Linked DNA regions of Homo sapiens: region 1 is linked to region 2. A link is a loop called in an ENCODE intact Hi-C map of the cell type or tissue named here. Cell type or tissue: psoas muscle. All regions are shown on one strand. Links, peaks and the distances in the headings refer to the core of each region. The heading gives the core; the rest is flanking DNA.

Region 1 (10,339 bases), core at 3,369-5,868, 890 kb after region 2:
CGTGGCCGGCGATGGTGGCAAGAGCCAGGTTATACCTGGGCTTCCTAACCTGTTGCAGGGACACTAGATCAGAGGGAAAGGCAGCAGGGAGGTCACAAGTGTGATGTGAAACAGGAATAGCAAAGTCTGCTTTTTCAAGAATGCTGTGGCTGCTAGGTGGGGAGCGGGTTGGAGAGGGAGCAGGAGAGCCATTGGGAGGCCCCTCCACCTGGCATGGCAGGGACAGCAAAGTGGAGGCAAAACAGGCGCTGGTTGGCAAGGAATGAAGGAATGAATGCAGGAAAAAAGGACTCAGTGAACGAAATCTTCCTTCCCCACACCCCATGCTCCCTGACTGTCCTGAGCCCCAGTGCCTGGGTTACAAAGGCTTTGCGGCACCCGGCCTGGGTGCTCATAAGCAACCCCACTTTGCCCGGAGTCCTTAAGGTTCCTGGAGGCGTTCAGTGGTTCCACCCCTCCCAGGAGCCAGATGGACAGGATGCAGCCCTCTGCAGCACTGGTCCAGGGAGGGGAGATGGGCCCGAACAAATAACAACAGAGCGAGGAGGCGCCATGGGAACCCAGACGAGCGGAGCAGAGCTTTGTCCGGGGATTAGAGAAGGCCTTGCCCAGAAGGCAGCACGGGAGGGGGAGTTGGTCAGGAAGGGCAGGGGACTATCGAGGGGTGTGCTGGGCAAAGGCGCCTGCGTCTAGGCGTGGGAGGGGTAACGGGAATTGGTCAGGAAGGGCAGGGGACTAGCGAGGGGCGTGCTAGGCAGAGGCGCCTGTGTCTAGGAGGCTGGGCGTTCTGTGGGAAAGGCCTCCCACACCAGGCCCACGGGTGTGGACTTTGTCCTGTAGTTACAGTGGAGCCCTGGGGGCTTTCTGAAACAGGACAGAGGATCAGAACCATTCAAGCTGCCGGGCTATAACTCAGCTCCTCCTCTACTACCTGTGTGGCCTTGGCACCTCTGTGAGCCTGTTTCCTCCTCCAAGATTAACGATGCATGTAAAGAGCTTAGCCCTGTTAAGCGCTCCATAAATGGGAGCTTTGAGTACCATCACCTCCATCACCACCACCAGGAGGCATGACCCCTGCAGAGAGTCACTTCCCTGCGGCTCGCTTTCACCTTTTGGCAGCCCCACTCTCCCACCCTCCCTCCCTGTTGTCCTGGGGAACCAAGCGAGTTCAGCTGTGACAGTGCTTTGCTTTGCAAAAGGGAAGACTGCACAGGACGCGAGCAGTTCTCCACTACATCGCTGACAGCAGCTGGTGAGAGCCTCGGAGACCGTGGAGAGAGGGAGGGGTGGGTGTGAAGGTGGCACACGAGTCCGACCCCGGCGGGTCCCAAGCGCCAGCTTGCTAGAGGAGCCCGCCCACCTAACCAGGGAACACATTCCCAGCTGGAACCCAACCAGCCCTGAGGGGAGCATCCGACTGCAGGGCTCCCGACCCAGGCTTCCGCTGCGAAGTGAGATGGGCGCTGGGCAAGTCACATGAGCTGTGCGGATGTCAGCAGACACTTCCAAACCTCCACCCCCACCTTGAGGCAACCGCTCAGTACCAGCTGCCTAGAGGAAGGGAAGGGGTGAGAACAACTTCTGAGTGCCTACTGTGTACCTCCATCCACCACCAATTCATCCAGTGTGAGACCCTGCGGAGGGCCAGGCACCATGGAGGGTGCTGGGGACACAGGTGAGCCAAGACAAAGATGGGTCCTGCCTTCATGGACCTTCCTACTTAATGTACGAAACATAGCCAAGCATGACGGATCTCTCGAATTCCTTTTGGCACCCAGCCTCTGAACCACCTTCTTGCAATTAGGGAAGCCCCTCCACATCTCCCACCTCCTCTTAGCTGAAACAGCAGACCCCAGCCTCCTGTGTGGCTCCAGCCCAGGAGCCTGACGTGGGCTCAGCCCTGGAGGTGCTGTGGCGGCTATGTAACAGGAGCGGCATCAGCTCCACACTTGATGCAGGGTGTGCTCCTGCTGGCGTGGGCCCCAGGCCTGGCTCTCTGGTCTTCCCAGAGAGTCTAAAAACTTTGAGAGAGTCCTCATCTGGCAAAATGGCTTCACAAATGGGGAAAGTGGTCCAGGGAGGTCAAGGGACTTGCCCAAGGCCACACAGCCCAAGTGTGGAGGAGCCGAAATCACACTCAGGCAGATGATCCTACCCGCTGGTCATCTAGCCCCACCTGCCTAACCCTTACAGCCGGGGGAGGCAGGAACCAGTCAAGTTCAAGGCAGTGACCACCTCACTCAACTTTCCCATGTCCTCATGAGCGCCTGCAACAGCCAGCTACTGTTCCAGCTGCTTTCCAAGTAGAGGCTAATTTAATCCTCAATCCCCATACAAATGGGGACACTGAGGCAAAGAAGCTGGGTGATTTGCCCAAGGGCAGAGCTGGGACTGGCACCCAGGGGGCTCCCGTGCTGCCTCTCAGGTTACTGCCATTTCACAAACATGGAACGAGGCCCGCTGCGGGCTCCAGAGTCTCCTCCTGGAACCCTTGGGCCAGACGTGTTTTAGAATCAGAATTTTCTGGATTTTATAAGACTGATCAGACACCGATATTGCGCTAAGCCACCAGAGGGGTTTGGGATGGTCTGTAGAGTTTTCTGGATCTGGGTACTGTGAGACCTGAAGGGACTGTGGAGGTGAAGTCACTGGAGAGGTCACCGGACTTCACAGCCCACACGCCTCCCACAGCCCATGCAGGGGCAGGATGTCCCAAGCAGGCCAAGGACACGCTGGCTGGGGGAGCACGAGGGAAGGGACTCAGATCCAAGGAGAGAAGGGAAGGGGAATAACAGTCACCTCAGAGGTGCTATGGGAAACAGTGGCATCGGCAAACCTGCTGGTGGAGGGGAGGACTCAGAGGAATCTGATGAAGAAGTCAATGAAGTCAAGTGTCAGCTATCAGCCAATATGAGGCTACGCCAAGCCTACAGCCTCCGGGCTCCTGGCTCACGGCCCCTCCCTGGCCTCCCTGTCTCAGTCTCACCCTATTCATGTCACCTCCACACAGGATTCTGTTAAAAACACCCACCATGCCCCTCCTTTTTCTTTTGAGACAGGGTCTCACTCTGTCACATAGGCTGGAGGGCAGTGGTGTGATCACAGCTCACTAAAGCCTCGACCTCCTGGACTCAAGTGATCCTTCCACCTCAGCCTCCTGAGTAGCTGGGACTATAGGCACATGCCACCATGCCCGGCTGATTTTTGTATTTTTTGTAGAGACAAGGTCTCGTCATGTTGCCAAGGCTGGTCTTAAACTCCTGGGCTTAAGTGATCTTCCCGCCTGGAGCTCCTGAAGTGCTGGGATGACAGGCGTGAGCCCCCCATGCCCAGCCCAGGCCCCTTCTTAAGCCCTCTGGGGCTCCCTGCTAGCACAGCCCATAAGGCCCCACACAGCAGTCTCTCCTGCCTCCTCCAGCCTCACCTCTGACCAGCCTGCCTCTACCTCAACTAAGTCTGGCTTTTTTCTGTTCTTCAGACATACCAGGCTGGTTCTCTCTGCCTTCCACCCCTGGTGCACTCCTCCCACTGCTCCTCACCTGGCTTACTGCTGGATTTCCTTGGTGACGTCCTTTCTAGGAAGCTGCCTCTGCCCTGCCCTCCTGCACACCCTGTGGACCCTCCCTAATCTGAGTCCTCAGAAGCCTGGTTTGCTGAGAATTCTTTACTGTGTGTCTCCCTCACTTGACTGTGACCCCCACAGAAGCATGGACTGGGCCTGTCTTCTGCCCTGACTCGTAACACGTGGCACGGCCACACCATGCTGAATGCATGACTGGTTACGGGGTCACCAAGTCACTCACGCAGCAAGAATATATTGAGCGCCTATCACATACCAGACACTGAGTAGCACAGGAAGAACACGTCCCAGAGGCCAAGGGTCAGAACAGCAGGCAATGCTGAGGACAGAGGAGCAGCACAAATCTCCAGGGACTCAAGCTGTCCACGAACCACAGTGACCCCCTCCTGCGTGCCCACCAAGGCTGGGCCCTTACCCCACCTGTTTCTGTTTCTCCTCCCTGCCACAACACCGCAAAGCCAGCACTGTTGCCTCTATTTTATAAACGATTCTGGGTTATAGATGAAGAGACCGTATGGCACGTTGCACCGAATGCGTCCAAGCACTCAGCCGCCGCACAGGGGTTATTACTGCGCAGGCTTCGGCGCCAGGCTGGCTGCCTGGATTTGAATCCCAGCTCCACCACTTACCCACTGTGTGACCTCAGGAAAATTACTTTACCTCTATGGGCTCCATTTCCTCATCTACAAATTGGGGCAAACGGCACCTACCTCCTGGGGTGGCTGTGATATCTAAATGCGATAATACACAAAAGGCACTGAGACCAGTGCCTGGTACAGGCACATGGAAGGCAATGACTGGTGATGACTAAGGTCAGCCAGAAGGCAAGAATTTAACCCACCTGCCCCCATGCCCTACTGCAGCAGGTGGCCGGCTCAGCTTGAATTTCTGCAGTATTTCAATGCTCACCTGTTAATTTGCTCCAAAAAAGGCTTTGAGGTCAATGCCAGCCACCCCTGAACTGAGGTCTGAAGGCAGGCTTGGGACTGAGTGATGGATGGCGGAGCAAAGCACACAGACAGCCAAGCGAGGTTGTCAGAACCACCTGGGGAGCTTTTGTAAAAACAGGTTTCTGGCCTCCGTGCTCAGTGACTGCTCCAGCTGCAGTCCGTCCAACACAGGGCATTTGGCCCCACGGTTCTTAATCCTCTTGGAGTCGGATGCCTGTGAAGGTTCGCAGAGCCCCAGTACTCGCTCCCAGAAACAAGTGCACACGCACTCCCGCTGACGCACTGAAGGCTGGTTACCGAGTGCCAGCTGGGGGCCAGCTTCGCGTGCTCTTCCGGGAGTCAGAATGGGTGCTAAAGCCTGTCTGTAGGTCCCTGAGAAAGAGTCCTCGTCCTGGCACCAACTGGATTAACTACCACAAAAAAAGTTTCCTGTAAATCCCACCATGGGGTGTTTGATCCCAGGAAAACACCCCAGTCCTTCGGACATGTGTCCCGTGCCCGAGCCCTCCTGTGTGCTAGACTAGGGTCACAGAGGTGACTCATACACAGTCTTTGCCCTTGAAGGGGGAAATAGATGCGAGCACAGATAATCACAGGCACAAAGAATCAGGCGGCCCAACTGCATGTACAGGCACGGAGAGCGGCGAGTCACAGTGTGCAAAGGGCCTGGGAGGGCAGAGGACAGGCACCAGCACAATACCACCACTAACCTGATCATGCTCCAACAGGGCAGGGGGCTGGGGTGGTGGAGCCCCCGCTCCAGAGGAGACTCAGGCTCAGGGAGGAGCTGCAACTTGTCCAAAGTCATCAGCCAGAGTAGGCAGAAGCTGGAACTAACATGGCCAGTGTGGAATCTTGGTACCCCTGCTGCCTCTTCTACTAGTGGGCTGAGACAGGCTGATTTAGTTTTAGCTCAGAGAGATTGGACAAATTGTCCACGGTCACACAGCTTGGCAGAGACAGAGTCAGGCCTGGAGGTCAGGGACTGCTGGGGCACCCAGCCTGGAGGAGTGGGCCTCTGAGGGAAAGCAGGGACGCTGACGTGGGACACTATAGGGGAAAGAGGAGTACAAATACACAACACGGGCAGGAAACAGAAACAAAATGTTAGGGCTATAGGTGGGGGCAGAGGAGTGGTGATGACAGGAATAACAAGGGAGGCATTTGCTGGGCATTTACTATGGATCAGGCACTGTGTTATCTCACTTAATCCTCCCAATCACCCTATGAGGACATACTGCTGCATTTTAGACACAGAAAAATCGAGGCAGAGAGAACAATCGCCAAAGTCACGTGGCTGCTCAGTGGCAGGGTCTACTTGCCAACTCCAGCAGCAGGAGGTGGAGCTGGGCCCAGACGGAAATCTGAGCAGATGCATCAAAGCACCCGCCTCGACCCTGTTCCCTACTCCCCAGCAGCTCCACCACGAATGCTGAAGCAAGCCGATTCTCTAACCTGGGGCCTCTTTCCACCACTGACAGATGCATGTCTACCTGTCCAGCCTGCTTTTAGGACTGAATCTGCAGCACGGGTTTCAATAGCCAACAGTATGGCATTTCCATGCCCTAAGATCCGCATTTAAGAACACCCTGCCCCCACCCCTCCCGCTGCCTTCCAAAGCTCAGGTGGCCAGAGATGGTAGCATGCTTGGGCCCCCTCACCCTGCCCTGCAGACACCTTGACTTCATGCAAGTAGCTTCCTAGTGGGCAAACCCCCAACGCACACACACTGGAGGACTGATGGTCAGGGAGCAGGGAGTGAGTCACCGGCAGGACTGGAGGAGGGGAGATGAGTCTCCCGGACTGTGGCTGGTGTCATGTGCTCTCATCACAAGTCCCTCTCACATGCCTATCTTTCCAACCCCACAGAGTTCAGCTGGGACTGAGGAGACCAGCCGAGCCTCAGGTCATTCCTGCAGTTTGGCCTGATGGGTTCCTTGTGTAAGTCTGGCCTTGGCCTTCAGAAGAGCTGAAGGGTCTGCCACAACATGATGGGGTGCAGTGCAGCCGGCTAGCTCGCTCCCCACGGGCACCCACGTGCCCAGCCTGGCAGTGCTGAAGCGGCCTCTTTCACTCACGATTCCCAGCCTGCCTCCTCCCCGAGCTTCCCTGCCCATCTACACACACCTGGCTGTGGCTTGCTGAGGAGACCTGCCCCCAGCAGGTTCACCCTATCCTCTGACATCCTGGTGGTCTGCAGGGCAGGGATCACTGGCCCTGTTTCACAGGTGAGGAAACACAATGCTCTGCAAGAACCCATGCTTGCCAGAGGCCACAGAGCACACTGCTGCCCCACTGGCATCCCCACGCCAGGCTGCTCAGGCCCCTGACATTCAGCTACATGTCACTCTGCTAGGTGGCTCTCAGACACCACCAGGCCTCACGGGCCCACAGGCGCTCATTCAACAACTGAGTGTCCTTGAGGAAAGCGGAGAAGAGGATGGACTTCGGCCTCTGCTCTCCCATTCCAGCGCGGGAGAGAGACCACCACCAAGAAAACAAGCACACAACAGAAGAACATCAGATGGCCATTCACGTAATGAGGAAACAGCAGCCCCAGCAGGCGGAACCCCACTGTGGGAGATGGGAATCCGGATAAGCCTGGGCAGGCTCGAGACCCTCCCTCACAATCCCCCTCCTCCAGATCACCTCATCTCCAGGAATCCCCAAACCCTGGGCCCCTGCAGGGCCTGAGGGAGCGCTCACCCTCAGGTAGACACCCCCCACAGCTCCCACCCAGCTGGGCCACCACTGTAGCCCCAGGGGTGAGGCTCTGCTGAAGGAGACCCCTGCACTGGGGTGCCCCCAGTGCTGCTTCCTCCTCACCCAGGGGCGCTCCTCCATCCCCTGGCCTAGGCAGCGCTCCATCTCTAGCACGGCACAACAGCTTCCGGATAACTGAGTCTCCCCCCTTCAGACCTGTCAGCTCTTCTGTTACCCCTTGGCCTTGGGGTCACGCCACCCTTCCACTAGATCCACAGCTCAAATGACACCCCCTGTCCCTCCCCACAGCTTATGAGATTGATGCCAACAAATCTCCTACCTCTGTTCCAAGACCAAGCAACCCCTCCCTGCAGTCCTCCAGCCCCAGACCCTCTGGGCCTCTCACTTGGGCCTCCCCTTAGACCCACTTTCTGTACCACGATTCCTCTTCACCCTGGCGAACCCTCCACCTCCCACAGCCCCATGGCCAGTGAACCACTCCATCGTCCTCCCCAGCATGGAGCCTAACCCCTGCTCCTTGCTGTTCCCAGGCCCTTGGGTTTTCTGTCCTGCAAATCCCTTTGTCCAAACTCACCAACTTCACCAATGACCCCTCCCCTGCCCAGGCCCAAGATCATCCAACTCCTCACTGCCAAGCCAACTCCTCAAGCCCTCTTCCCAAACAGGATGGACCAATTCTTCCAGTCCAGTCCATGTCATCACCTCTGCAGCTCAGACGCACGGACTCCTCGAGAGTGTGAGTCCCAACCAGACCTTACTGCCCCTCTCTCAACCGCTGGAATGAGAGACTCCCCCAGCCTGGAGAGTGTTACCCACTCTACCCCTTACCCAGGACAGACCAACCGGCACCCCTCCTCTAAACTCCTCCCAGCCAGGCTCCAACTGCCCCTCTTTTCTTGACAGATAGCCTTCTGCCTCTCCAGTTCTTTCACTGCCTCTTCAAGACTGCACGTGAAAACAAACAAACAAACAAAAAACAAATCTGCCTGGATGACAGCTGCTATTTATGTGGCAGAAATTTATGAGGACTATCTTACTTCATCTTCACAACTACCCCATGGTAAAAATTAGCACCTCCATTTGCAGAGAAAGAAACAGAGGCTTGGAGAGGAAAAGTGGCTTACTGAATGAAAGCCAAACCTGTTCTGGGAATCTGCAGACCAGAAACTTTACCCCCCAAAGCCCAATCTGTGCCAGACTCTCTTGCTGCCCTCACCCCTGACCCTTCAGCCCACAAACTGACCATCTTCCCCCTCGCACCTCACTCCAGGCCCACGCATTGACTGCCATCTCTCCCCTCTCCTGGAAGCCTCTGAAGCAGCCACATCCAGGCCCCACCCCATGCATGAACTCCTCCACACCAGCCCAAGATGACCAACACTGTCTTAATAACAATGACTGCCATCGAGAACACTCACCCTGGCCAATTCCTTTCCATATGTGACTTCATCCAGTCCTCTCCTAAATTCCGTGGCAAGAGTATTGCCACCTACTTCACAGATGGGAAGACTGAGGCTCAGGAGTTAGGTAACCAGCCCGAGGTCTCAAAGGATCTGACCTGGAGCCTCTGCTCTTGAAACACCCTGCTCTGCCTCTCCAGGTCTTTCCCCTTCCTGCTCTGGACTGGATATCACGCAATAGCCAGGGGGCATTCTGACTGTGCCCGGGTCCCAAACTAACCACCTATCCCTGGGGCCTAGAGCCCAAGGACTTGGCTGGCTCCTAGTGCCAAAACTCTTTTTTTTTTTTTTTTTTTTAAGACCGGGTCTCTGTCACCCAAGCTGGAGTTCAGTGGCGCAATCACAGTTCACTGCACTATCGACCTCCTGGGCTCAAATGATCCTCCCACTTCAGCCTCCTGAGTTGCTGGGACTACAGGCGTGCACCACCACACCTGGCTAATTTTCGTATATTTTGCAGAGACGCGGTTTCACCTTGTTGCCCAAGCTGGTCTTGAACTCCTGGGCTCAGGTGATCTGCCCACCTTGGCCTGACAAAGTGCTGGGGTTGCAGGCATGAACCATGGCGTCCGGCCCAAAAGTCTTAATTTAACCACTGCCTCTTTAAGAATAACTAGCCAGCCGGGCACGGTGGCTCATGCCGGTAATCCCAGCACTTTGGAAGGCTTAAGTGGGCAGATCACCTGAGGTCGGGAGTTCGAGACCAGCCTGGCCAACATGGTGAAACCCCCAACTCTACTAAAAATACAAACATTTTTAGCCAGGTGTGATGACAGGTGCCTGTAATCCCAGATACTGAGGAGGCTGAGGCAGGAGAATTGGCCTGGGCGACAGAGGGAGACTCCGTCTAAAAAATTATAATAAGTAGCCAAACTGTCATTCATGATGGACTCCCTGTGTGTTCAGTTTCCAGTTACCATGTTTCCCACCCTCACATCAAAGCCACCAATTCCTCCATTGTCCACAGACTGGCAATAGTTTCTCCCCTTGCCCAGGGCCGGCAGATCAGCTTCTACAGAACCACGGCCACCACAGCCAGTCTGATCCCTCACTTCATGGGCTCCACCCCAGGAGAACTGACAGACTTCTCCAGCACAAAATGGACTCAACACTGCCCTGCATGTCCCAAGCGACTTTCCACTTTCCCAGCCCTATGGCTCCAACACACTCCTTTCAGCTCCAACACTGACCTGACCCTCTCCAGTGCGCTGGCCCTCTCTCCCAACACTTCAAGTAGCCAACTTTTTCATCTCTCTCACCTGCTACTGGCCAGCAACTCCAATTTCTGACTTGATAACATCCCCCAATTCTTTTTTTTTTTTTCTTTGAGCCGGAGTTTTGCTCTTGTCACCCAGGCTGGAGTACAATGTCGTGATCTTAGCTCACTGCAACCTCCACCTCCCGGGTTCAAACGATTCTCCCTGCCTCAGCCTCTTGAGTAGATGGGATTACAGGTGTGCACCACTATGCCCGGCCAATTTCTGTATTTTTAGTAGAGACGGGGTTTCCCCATGTTGGCCAGGCTGGTTTTAAACTCCTGACCTCAGGTGATCCACCCACCTTGGCCTCCCAAAGTGCTGGGATTACACGCCTGAGCCAATGCACCCGGCCATCCCCCAATTCTT
Region 2 (10,339 bases), core at 3,347-5,846:
TTAAACTTTATAACAGCCCTGCAAAGTTATTATGATTTCCATTTTACCACTAAGAAAACAGTCTCAGAGAGGTATAGCCACTAGCCCGGGTTCACACGGCTTTTGAACGACCCATATTTTAAACCGATCAGTCATGAACTGGAAGGATCCAGCTAAAGGAATTGAGCGCGGGGATGGGGGAGGAGGGACCTCTTTAAGAAAGGAAAATAAAGTTTAAAGAAAAAAAAAAACTGACATGAAAGTTTACTTAGAATATGAAATAATAACAAATTACATATTTAAAAGAGCCAAATACCACAAACATTGCAAAATCCCAAAGGATAACGTAATGTTTTTATTAATTTTCTGCCTGACACACCTCTGTGATGTTTCCTACTTTTTCAGCTGCATGTTTCACAATATCCTTGTCTACAAAGAGAAAAGTAAGTTATCTTTCCTCTAGCGTGGTTGATGGAACTTTTTAAAAATTCATTATAATTTAGAACAAGTTTCAGCTTCACAAATCAGTATTGGTGATGTTATTGAAGTCTTTTGGAAATCTAGAAAAACTTCTGGCCAGGCGCGGTGGCTCACACCTGTAATCCCAGCACTTTGGGAATCACGAGGTCAGGAGTTCGAGACCAGCCTGAACCACCTGGTGAAACCCTGTCTCTACTAAAAATATAAAAAATTAGCTGGGCGCAGTAGCGGACGCCTGTAATCCCAGCTACTCAGGAGGCTGAGGCAGGAGAATCACTTGAACTCGGGAGGCGGAGGTTGCAGTGAGCCAAGATCGTGCCACTGCACGCCAGCCTGGGCAACAGAGTGAGATGCCACCTCCAAAAAAAAAAAAAGAAAAACTTTCATAAAGTTTCATTCACATGTTAACTATGTTTTGGAAAATGTTTCCACAGACTAACTTCTGGCTCAATACTTTCAATTTTTTGTTTGTTGGTTTCTTTGTTTGCTGAGACAGGGTCTCGCTTCATCGCTGGGCTGGAGTGCAGTGGCATGTTCATGGCTCACTGCAGCCTTGAACTCCTGAGCTGAAGTGATCCTCCTGCCTTACCCTCCCAGGTAGCTGGTACTACAGGCACACGCCATCACATCTGGCTAATTTTTTTTTAATTTATTTTTAGTACACATGGGGTTTCACTATGTTGCCCAGGCTGGTCTCGAACTCCTGAGTTCAAGCAGTCCTCCCACCTCAGCCTCCCAAAATGCTGGGATTACAGGTGTGAGCCACCGCGCAGGCTTCCTTTCAATTCCTGACATTTCTGTTACACAGATGCTTCTGGAATGAGCCGCTAAAAGATACATTCATGCCATTTAGTAGGCTGTGGCCTCGCATCTAGTGAGTTAGTAACTTACACAACAGAAGCATTCCGGGAAGCCATTTCTACGCCATGACAACTAATTAGGTGGTTTAAGTATCCGAGAAGTATCTATGAACCACATAAAAATATCCCTGTAAACCCAATCTAAATGTATTCTCACTTCACCTTCCCCTCAGCTAAATCCCATAAATGCCTGCACTCCAGCTTGAGTGACAGAGCAAGACTCTGTCTCTAAGAAAATAATTAATAAATAAATAACAATTAAAAAAAAAGGAAACATGGATTAGAATCTGAAGGCTTTCCCTTGCCAGCTGTGAGACCTCCCACAAGTCATGCCTCTTCTGGGAACTTCACTTTCTTCATCTGTAAGTGGAGTTCAATTCATTGCTTCACTTATTTCTTCACTCACTTGTCAGGCCATTTATTGAGCACCTGCTATGTTCCAGGCACTTTTCTGGGTGCTGGAGGTAGAAACATCTGGTAACAAACAGGAAAAGCTCATACCCTAGTGAAAGGAAGGCAAATAATAACATATAGTAAAGAAATAGGCCAGGCGCGGTGGCTCACGCCTGTAATCCCAGCACTTTGGGAGGCCAAGGCAGGCGGATCACCTGAGGTCAGGAGTTCAAGACCAGCCTGGCCAACATGGCAAAATTCTGTCTCTACTAAAACTACAAAACTTAGTTGGGCATGGCGGTGCATGCCCGTAATCCCAGCTGCTTGGGAGGCTGAGGCAGGAGAATCGCTTGAACCCGGAAGGCAGAGGTTGCAGTGAGCTGAGATCAGGCCACTACACTCCAGACTGGGCCACAGAGCGAGACTCCATCTCAAAAAAAAGAAAAAAAAAAAAAAGAAAGAAAGAAATGTCCAGGTCCGGGGTGATAAGTGCTACAGAGAAAATAAAGCAGAGTGAAGTGGATGGAACTGGGGGTTAGAGGGGTGGGAAGATGTCTCAGAAAAGCTGATTTAGAGCAGAGACCTGAAGCAAGTGACTGAGCCAGGAATTTATTTATTCATTTATTTATTTTGGAGAGAGAGCCTCACTCTGTCGCCCAGGCTGGAGTGCAGTGGCGCCTGACTCACTGCACCCTCCACCTCCCAAAGTCAAGCAATTCTCCTGCCTCAGCCTCCTGAGTAGCTGGGATTACAGGTGCCTGCCACCAGGCCTGGCTAATTTTTTTGTATTTTTAGTAGAGATGGGGTTTCACCGTGTTGGCCAGGCTGGTCTTGAACTCCTGACCTCAAGTGATCCACCTATCTCAGCCTCCCAAAGTGCTGGAATTACAGGTGTGAGCCACCACACCCAGCCTATTTATTTTTTTTATTTTTATTTTTATTTATTTATTTATTTATTTTTGAGATGGAGTCTCGCTCTGTGGCCCAGACTGGAGGTGCAATGGCGTGATCTCAGCTTACTGCAACCTCCACCTCCTGGGTTCAAGCAATTCTCCTGCCTCAGCCTCCCAAGTAGCTGGGATTACAGGCACATGCCACCATGCCTGGCTAATTTTTGTATTTTCAGTAGAGATGGGGTTTCACCATGTTGGCCAGGCTGCTCTCGAACTCCTGAGCTCATGTGATCCACCCGCCTCGGGCTCCCAAAGTGATGGGATTACAGGCGTGAGCCACCGCTCCTGGCCAAGCCAGCCTTGAGGGTACCAAGGTGGACCATTGCAAGAAGATGAGACAGTGAGTACAAAGGCCCTGTAGTGGGAACATGCCTGGTGTTTCTAAGAAACAGCAAAGACATCAATATTGAGTGTGTGGAGTGTGACAGAAGATGATGTCTGGGAGGATGCCTGAGACCAGGTTATATAAGGCCTTGTCGGCCCTTGTGAGGCCTTTTGTTTTACTCTGAGTGAGGTGGGAGCCATCGAAGGTATTAGGCAGAGAGGACATAATTTTACTCATGTCTTTTTTTGTTTTTTTTTTGAATCAGGGTCTCACTTTGTCACCCAGGCTGGAGTGCAGTGGCTCCATCTCGGCTTACTGAAACCTCAGCCTCCCTGTTTCAAGCAATCCTCCTGCCTCAACCCCGCGAGTAGCAGGATTACAGGCATGCACCACCACACCTGGCTAACTTTTGTATTGTTAGTAGAGACGAGGTTTCGCCATGTTACCCAGGCTGGTCTGGAACGCCTGAGTTCAAGCAATCCACCCGCCTCAGCCTCCCAAAGTACTAGGATTACAGGGGTGAGCCCCACCGCCTGGCCTACTCATTCATGTCTTCAATGATCATTATGGTGGCTGCATTAAGAATAGGCTGTTAGCTACTCGGGAGGTTGAGGCAGGTGGATTGTTTGAGGACAGGAGTTCGACACTGCACTCCAGCCTGTGAGAACCGATCTCTAAAAATAAAAATTTAAATTAAAAAACTTAGGCTGTTAAAATAATGTGGACATGGAAAACAGCCAGTTTCTCAGAAAGTTAAACAGAATTAACACATGACCCAGCAATTACACTCCTAGGTGTATACCTGGGAATTAAAAACTGGTATTCAAATACTTGTACATGGATGTTCATAACAGCATTATTCACAATAGCTAAAAGGTGGAAACAACCCAAATGTCCATAAATCTATGAGCAGATAAGGCCAGGTGCAGTGGCATGCCTGTAATCTCAGCACTTTGGGAGGCCGGGGCAGGCGGATCACCTGAGGTCAGACGTTCGAGACCAGCGTGGCCAACATGGCAAAACCATATTAGTCTCTACTAAAAATACAAAATTAGCCAGGCATGGAGGCGCATGCCTGTAATCCCAGCTACTCAGGAGGCTGAGGCAGGAGAATTGCTTGAACCCGGGAGGCGGAGGTTGCGGCAAGCCAATATCGCGCTACTGCACTCGAGCCTGGGCAACAGAGCAAGACTCCATCTCAAAAACAAAAGAAAAAGAGAAAAGAAATGAAGTGCTGATAGATGCTACAACATGGATAATAAACCTTGAAAACATGATGCTAAGTGAAAGAAGACAAACACAAAAGGTCACATAGTGTATGATTCCATTTATATGAAGTGTCCAGAAGAGGCAAGTCCACAGAGACAGAAAATAGTGTTGTGGTGCCAGAGGCTGGGGGAAGGAGCGAATGGGTAATCACTGTTTAATGGGTGTGAGGTCTCCTTTGGGGGGTGATGAAATGTTTTGGAACTAGATGGAGGTGATGATTGCACAACATTATGAACGTACTAAATGCCACTGAATTGCTCACTTTAAAATGGTTAATTTTCTGTTAATGTGAATTTCACCTCAATAAAAAAAGAATTTAAGCAACAGATTAAAAAATCATTAGAATGAGAGGTGATGGTGGCTTCCACGAGGGTGGTGATGGCGGAGGTGGTGAGAAGTGGTTAGAATCTATTCTGAAGGTAGAGCTGACAGAATCTGCTGATGGATTGAGTGTCGGGAGGAAGAGAAAGAGAGGAGTCAAAAATGATTCTAAGGGTCCTGGAGTGCAGTGGCGCGACCTCGGCTCACTGCAACCTCCGCCTCCCGGGTTCAAGCGATTCTCCTGCCTCTGCCTCCCGAGTAGCTGGGATTACAGGTACCCGCCACCACGCCTGGCTAATTTTTTGCATTTTTAGTAGAAATAGGGTTTCACCATGTTGGCCAGGCTGGTCTTGAACTCCTGACCATAGGTGTTCCACCCGCCTCAGCCTCCCAAAGTGCTGGAATTATAGGCGTGAGCCACCGCGCCCGGCCAACTCTAAGGTTTTTGATCTGAAAAGATGCCAAGATGAGGTTTCCACGTATTGAGATTAGGTGAATTGCAGGTATAGGGAGACAGGAGGAGAATGTGAATCAGAAATTTGGTTTTGGAAGTGTTGAGGTACCCAGTAGACTTCCCAGTGGAAATATTGAGAGGACAGGTGAATATGAGTCTGAGTTCAGGGATAAGATCCAACCTAGACTGATTGATGTGGGAGTCCATCACCAAAAGAGTGAGTGAAGAGAGAAAGGAGAAGAGAATCCAGAACTGAGCCCTACAGCCCTCCAATGTTTAAAGACTCCAAGGACGGGCAAGACTGCAGAGGAGCCAATGGGCCAGAAGGGAAGTCTTGAGAGTGGAGTGTCCTGGAACCTGAGGGAGAAAATAAACCAAGGAGGAAGGCATGACTGTCAACAAGGAGGGAGCTCAAGTAATATGAGGACAGGCCACTGGACAACGGGACTGAGCCACATAGGGGTCATTGGTAACATCACCAAGAGCTGATTTGGAGCTGGGCACAGTGGCTTGCACCTGCCATTCCAGCTATTTGGGAGGCTGAGGAGGGAGGATCACTTGAGCCTAGGAGTTCGAGACCAGCCTGGGAAACATAGGGAGACTCTGTCTCTACAAAACATTTTAAAAATAGCCAGACATGGTAGCACATGCCTGTAGTCTCGGCTACTCACGAGGCTGAGGCAGGAGGATCAGTTGGCCCCAGGAGTTCAGGACCAGCCTGAGAAAAAAAAAAAAAAAAAACAGCTGATTTGGCAAAGTCACAGATTTGGGAGGAAAAGGAATCAGAGACACAAGATGAGTACAAATACCTCTGAGGATTGTGTTGTTTTATTTTATTTTATTATGTTATTTTTTGAGACAGAGTCTCACTTGGTTGCCCAGGCTGGAGTGCAGTGGCACGATCTCGGTTCACTGCAACCTCCACCACCCGGGTTCAAGCAATCCTCCTGCCTCAGCCTCCCGAGTAGTTGGGATTACAGGTGCCGGCCACCACGCCCAGCTAATCTTTGTATTTTTAGTAGAGATGGGGTTTTGCCCATGTTGGCCAGGCTGGTCTTGAACTCCTGGCCTCAAGTGATGTACCCGTCTTGGCTTCCCAAAGTGCTGAAATTACAGGCATGAGCCACCATGCCCAGTCTCTGAGGATTGTATTATAAAGAGCAGCAGAACATTGAAGCTAGAGTCAGACACGGAGTTTAAAAAGCAGAGGCCCAGCGTGGTGGCTCACGCCTGTAATCCTAGCACTTTGGGAGGCTGAGGCAGGCAGATCACAAAGTCAGGAGTTCGAGACCAGCCTGGCCAACATAGTGAAACCCCGTCTCTACTAAAAATACAAATAGAAATACTACTACTACTACTAATAATAATAATAATAATAAAATTAGCCAGGCATGGTGGTGTGTGTCTGTAATCCTAGCTACTCGGGAGGCTGAGGCAGGAGAATCGCATGAACCCAGGAGGTGGAGGTTTCAGTAAGCTGAGATCGCACCACTGCATTCCAGCCCAGGCAACAGTACAAGATTCCATCTCAAAGAAAAAAAGAAAGAAAGAAAGAGAGAGAGAAAGAGAGAAAGAAAGAAAGAAAGAAAGAAAGAAAGAAAGAAAGAAAGAAAGAAAGAAAGAAAGTAAGAAAGAAAGAAAGAAAGAAAGAAAGAAAGAAAGAAAGAAAGAAAAAGAAAAAGCAGGTTTGTATTAGAATGTGCTTTGATGCCAATGAGAATGCTCGAGGAGATACCGGAGAATTGATGGTGCAGGAGAGAAAGCAGAGGCTTGCTTGACTGATGTCCCTGAGTAGGCGAGAGAGAAGGGGACCAAGTGTACACATGTAGAAGTTGGCCTTGGCTGAGAGTGTTTCTGCAGTTAACAGGAGAGAGGAAAACAATAGTCACAGGTAGGTGGGTAGATGTGTTGAAAACCTGCGTAAGGGCCGGGTGCGGTGCTCATGCCTGTAATCCCAGCACTTTGGGAGGCCGAGGTTGGTGGATCAAAGGTCAGGAGATCAAGACCATCCTGATCAACATGGTAAAACCCCGTCTCTACTAAAAAAAAAAAAAAAAAAAAAAAATACAAGAATTAGCTGGGTGTGGTGGCATGCACTTGTAGTCCCAGCTACTTAGCAGGCCAAGGCAGGAGAATCACTTGAAGCCGGGAGGCGGAGGTTGCAGTAAGCCGAGATTGCACCACTGCACTCCAGCCTGGGAGATAAAGCAAGACTCCATTAAAAACAAAAAACAAAAAACAAAACAAAACCAAAAAAAAAACAAGAAAATCTGAGGAAGTTTCCTGATGGCTTCTCTTCTCTCCAGGAACTAAGAACAGGGTCAAGGGTGAGGGTGAGGATGGAGAGGAGGTGGGCAAGGTTGGAGGAGGGAACCACAGGTAGGAAATAGATTCCCAGGAGGGTGGGAGAGTGAATAGACAGGACTGAGGTTGGCAGGCAGTCCCCAGCCCCCAGGTGAGTAATCGTGAAATTGTGGTGAGCTCAGTCTCACCACTGTATTATGTGTTTTTCTCCGGCCACGTTCAGCAGATGCAGGTGCAGAGTAGGAAAGAGCTGGGTGACAGCCGTGTACCCTGCAGAAGTGCTGCTCTTGGGGATTCTCATAAAAACCTGCCTGTTGGCCGGGCATGGTGGCTCATGCCTTTAATCCCAACACTTTGGGAGGACCACTTGAGGTCAGGAGTTTGAGTCCAGCCTGGCCAATATTGCAAAACCCTGTCTCTACTGAAAATACAAAAATTAGATGGACATGGTGGTGCACACCTGTAGTCCCAGCTACTTGGGAGGCTGAAGCAGGAGCATCGCTGGAACCCTGGAGGCAGAGGTTGCAGCGAGCCAAGATTGCACCACTGTACTATAGCCTGGGCGACAGAGCAAAACGCTGTCTCAAAATAAATAAATAAATAAAGAATCTGGCTGTGATGATTATGGTTATAAATGCTTTGATGTGGTAAACAGAGGGGCTCTGGAAAGGAGAGGGACCATGAGTCTTACCCGAACCTTTTACAGATGCGGTAACAACCCACTGAGGTCCCTTTCAGGTTTTATACGCTCTAAAATGATGTTTTTCTCCCAAATGCAACATGCAATTATTATTATGCTCGGAAAATGTCCCAATAGCTCAACCCATTATGAAATTTGTGGAGGAGGTGCAGTGGTTCATGCCTGTAATTCCAGCACTTTGAGAGGCTGAGGCAGTCAGATCACTTGAGCCCAGGAGTTCAAGACCAGCCTGGGCAACATAGTGAGACCCTATCTCTACTAAAAATAAAAAAAATTAGCTGGGTGTGGTGGTGTGTGCCTGTAGTCCCAGCTACTCAGGAGGCTGCTGCAAGAGGATGTTTTGAACCGGGGAGGTTGAGGCTGCAGTGAGCTATGATTATGCGTGCCACACTGCACTCCAGCCTGGGCAACAGAGCAAGCCCTCGTCTCGAAAAAAGAAATTTGCAGAGGCAATCAGCAAACGTTCCCCAAGCCCTTCTGGACTGCCCTGCCTGAGTATCACAGGTGGGATGATACAGAATATTTGTGAAGCCCTGTGTGTTTTTCCTGCATAGGCTCATTGAGAGGCAGTGAGATGGTCAGTTAGCCTGTCTGCCTGGATTTCAATTCCAGCTCTGCTTCTTGCAGTCAACTTCTTCATGTGTCAGTTTTCTCCTCTATAAAATGGGGGCGATAGCAGCAGCAGGGACCTCCCAGAGCTTTTAGAGGAAATAAGTGAGTAAATGTATACAGAGTTTAGCACAGCACACGCCGTGTAGTAAACACATAATAAACCGTGGCTATTATCATTCACTGAATCGTCATAACAGTTTAGAAGGGATGTGCTATTATGATTCCTTTTCTACTGTGACAGCAATTAAAATATTAAAGTGTTTGGCCCAGGCATGGTGGCTCAGGCCTGTAATCCCAACACTTTGGGAGGCCAAGGTAGGTGCATTGCATGAGCTCAGGAGTTTGAGACCAGCCTGGGCAACATGACGAAACCCCGACTCTACAAAAAATACAAAAATTAGACAAGTGTGGTGGCCCATGCCTGTGGTCCCAGCTACTCAGGAGGCTGAGTTGAGAGGATTACTTGAGCCAAGGAGGTTGAGGCTGCCGTGAGCTGAGATTGCACCACTGCACTCCAGCCTCGGCAACAGAGCGAGACCCTGTCTCCAAACTATTATATATATATATATGTGTGTGTATATATACATATGTGTGTGTGTGTATGTGGATATATATATAATGTACATATATAATATTGAAGGGTTCATATTGAAAGCCTTATATACACACACACATTAGTTTGTGGTAACTCTGGGTAGAGATGAAGACCGAGGAAACCTGAAGAAGCTAAGCTGATCTACATAAGAAAGTATCAAGGCCGGGCGCTGTGGCTCAGGCCTGTAATCCCAGCACTTCAGGAGGCCGAGGCGCATGGATCACTTGAGGTCAGGAGATCGAGATCAGCCTGGCCAACCTGGTGAAGCCCCATCTCTACTAAAAATACAAAAACATTAGCTAGGCGTGGCTACCCCAGCTACCTGGGAGGCTGAGGTAGGAGAATCACATGAACCCAGGAAGCAGAGATTGCAGTGAGCTGAGAGCACACCACTGCACTCCAGCCAGGGTGACAGAGCGAGACTCCGTCTTAAAAAAAAGAAAGGGCTGGGCGCGGTGGCTCACGCCTGTAATCCCAGCATTTTGGGAGGCCAAGGCGGGCGGATCATGAGGTCAGGAGATCGAGATCATCCTGGCTAACACGGTGAAACCCCGTCTCTACTAAAACTACAAAAAATTAGCCGGGCACGGTGGCGGGCGCCTGTAGTCCCAGCTACTCGGGAGGCTGAGGCAGGAGAATGGCGTGAAACCGGGAGGCAGAGTTTGCAGTGAGCCGAGATCCCACCACTGCACTCCAGCCAGGGCAATAGAGTGAGACTCCGTCTCAAAAAAAAAAAAAAAAAAAGGAAAAAAAGTATCAAAGCAATACATTCATTCTCTGACATCCAACAGATTGGCAAAAATTAGACAGTCTAAGAACATCAAGTTCTGGAGGAATATATGCAAGAATGGATCATTTGCCATGGATGGTAGGAGGCCAAAGAGGTGCATCCCTTCTGGCGAACAATCCAGCAATACTTTAAGAAATTAAATGTGAGGATGCCTGATGACCCAATTATCACACTGTCCAACAGGCCCTTAAATGAGATTTGTATGAGGATGTCCATTGGAGTGCAATTTAGGCAGCAAGGAGTTGGAAAGAAGTAGATGTCCATCATTAGGGTTGGAGAAGTAGAATATGGAATACACAGTGGA

The links. Hi-C counts contacts between places; a loop is a spot of excess contacts. Peaks named below come from ENCODE experiments on the same cell type or tissue, not always from the same donor. Only the 100,000 strongest peaks of a DNase experiment are listed, where the experiment ranks them.
Region 1: it touches region 2 in a loop (7-fold over the local background); 1 of 110 quality-filtered maps calls a loop at or near these places.

The regions. Positions count from the first base shown.
Region 1 is chr19:45,094,431-45,104,769 of GRCh38, reverse strand. All of the region lies in intron 1 of PPP1R37 (protein phosphatase 1 regulatory subunit 37), which reads right to left. Among named protein-coding and RNA genes, the nearest start is that of PPP1R37, 6.4 kb to the right of the region's middle. RefSeq lists enhancers at 4,278-4,865, 6,044-6,633, 6,634-7,222. In psoas muscle, for the core only: no CTCF peak of the experiment used is centred there; DNase peaks (open chromatin) are centred at 4,759 and 5,095; H3K4me3 peaks cover 1,630 bases; H3K27ac peaks cover 2,500 bases.
Region 2 is chr19:45,984,620-45,994,958 of GRCh38, reverse strand. No RefSeq gene overlaps it. Among named protein-coding and RNA genes, the nearest start is that of CCDC61, 5.7 kb to the left of the region's middle. RefSeq lists an enhancer at 1-134. In psoas muscle, for the core only: no CTCF peak of the experiment used is centred there; a DNase peak (open chromatin) is centred at 4,368; H3K27me3 peaks cover 755 bases.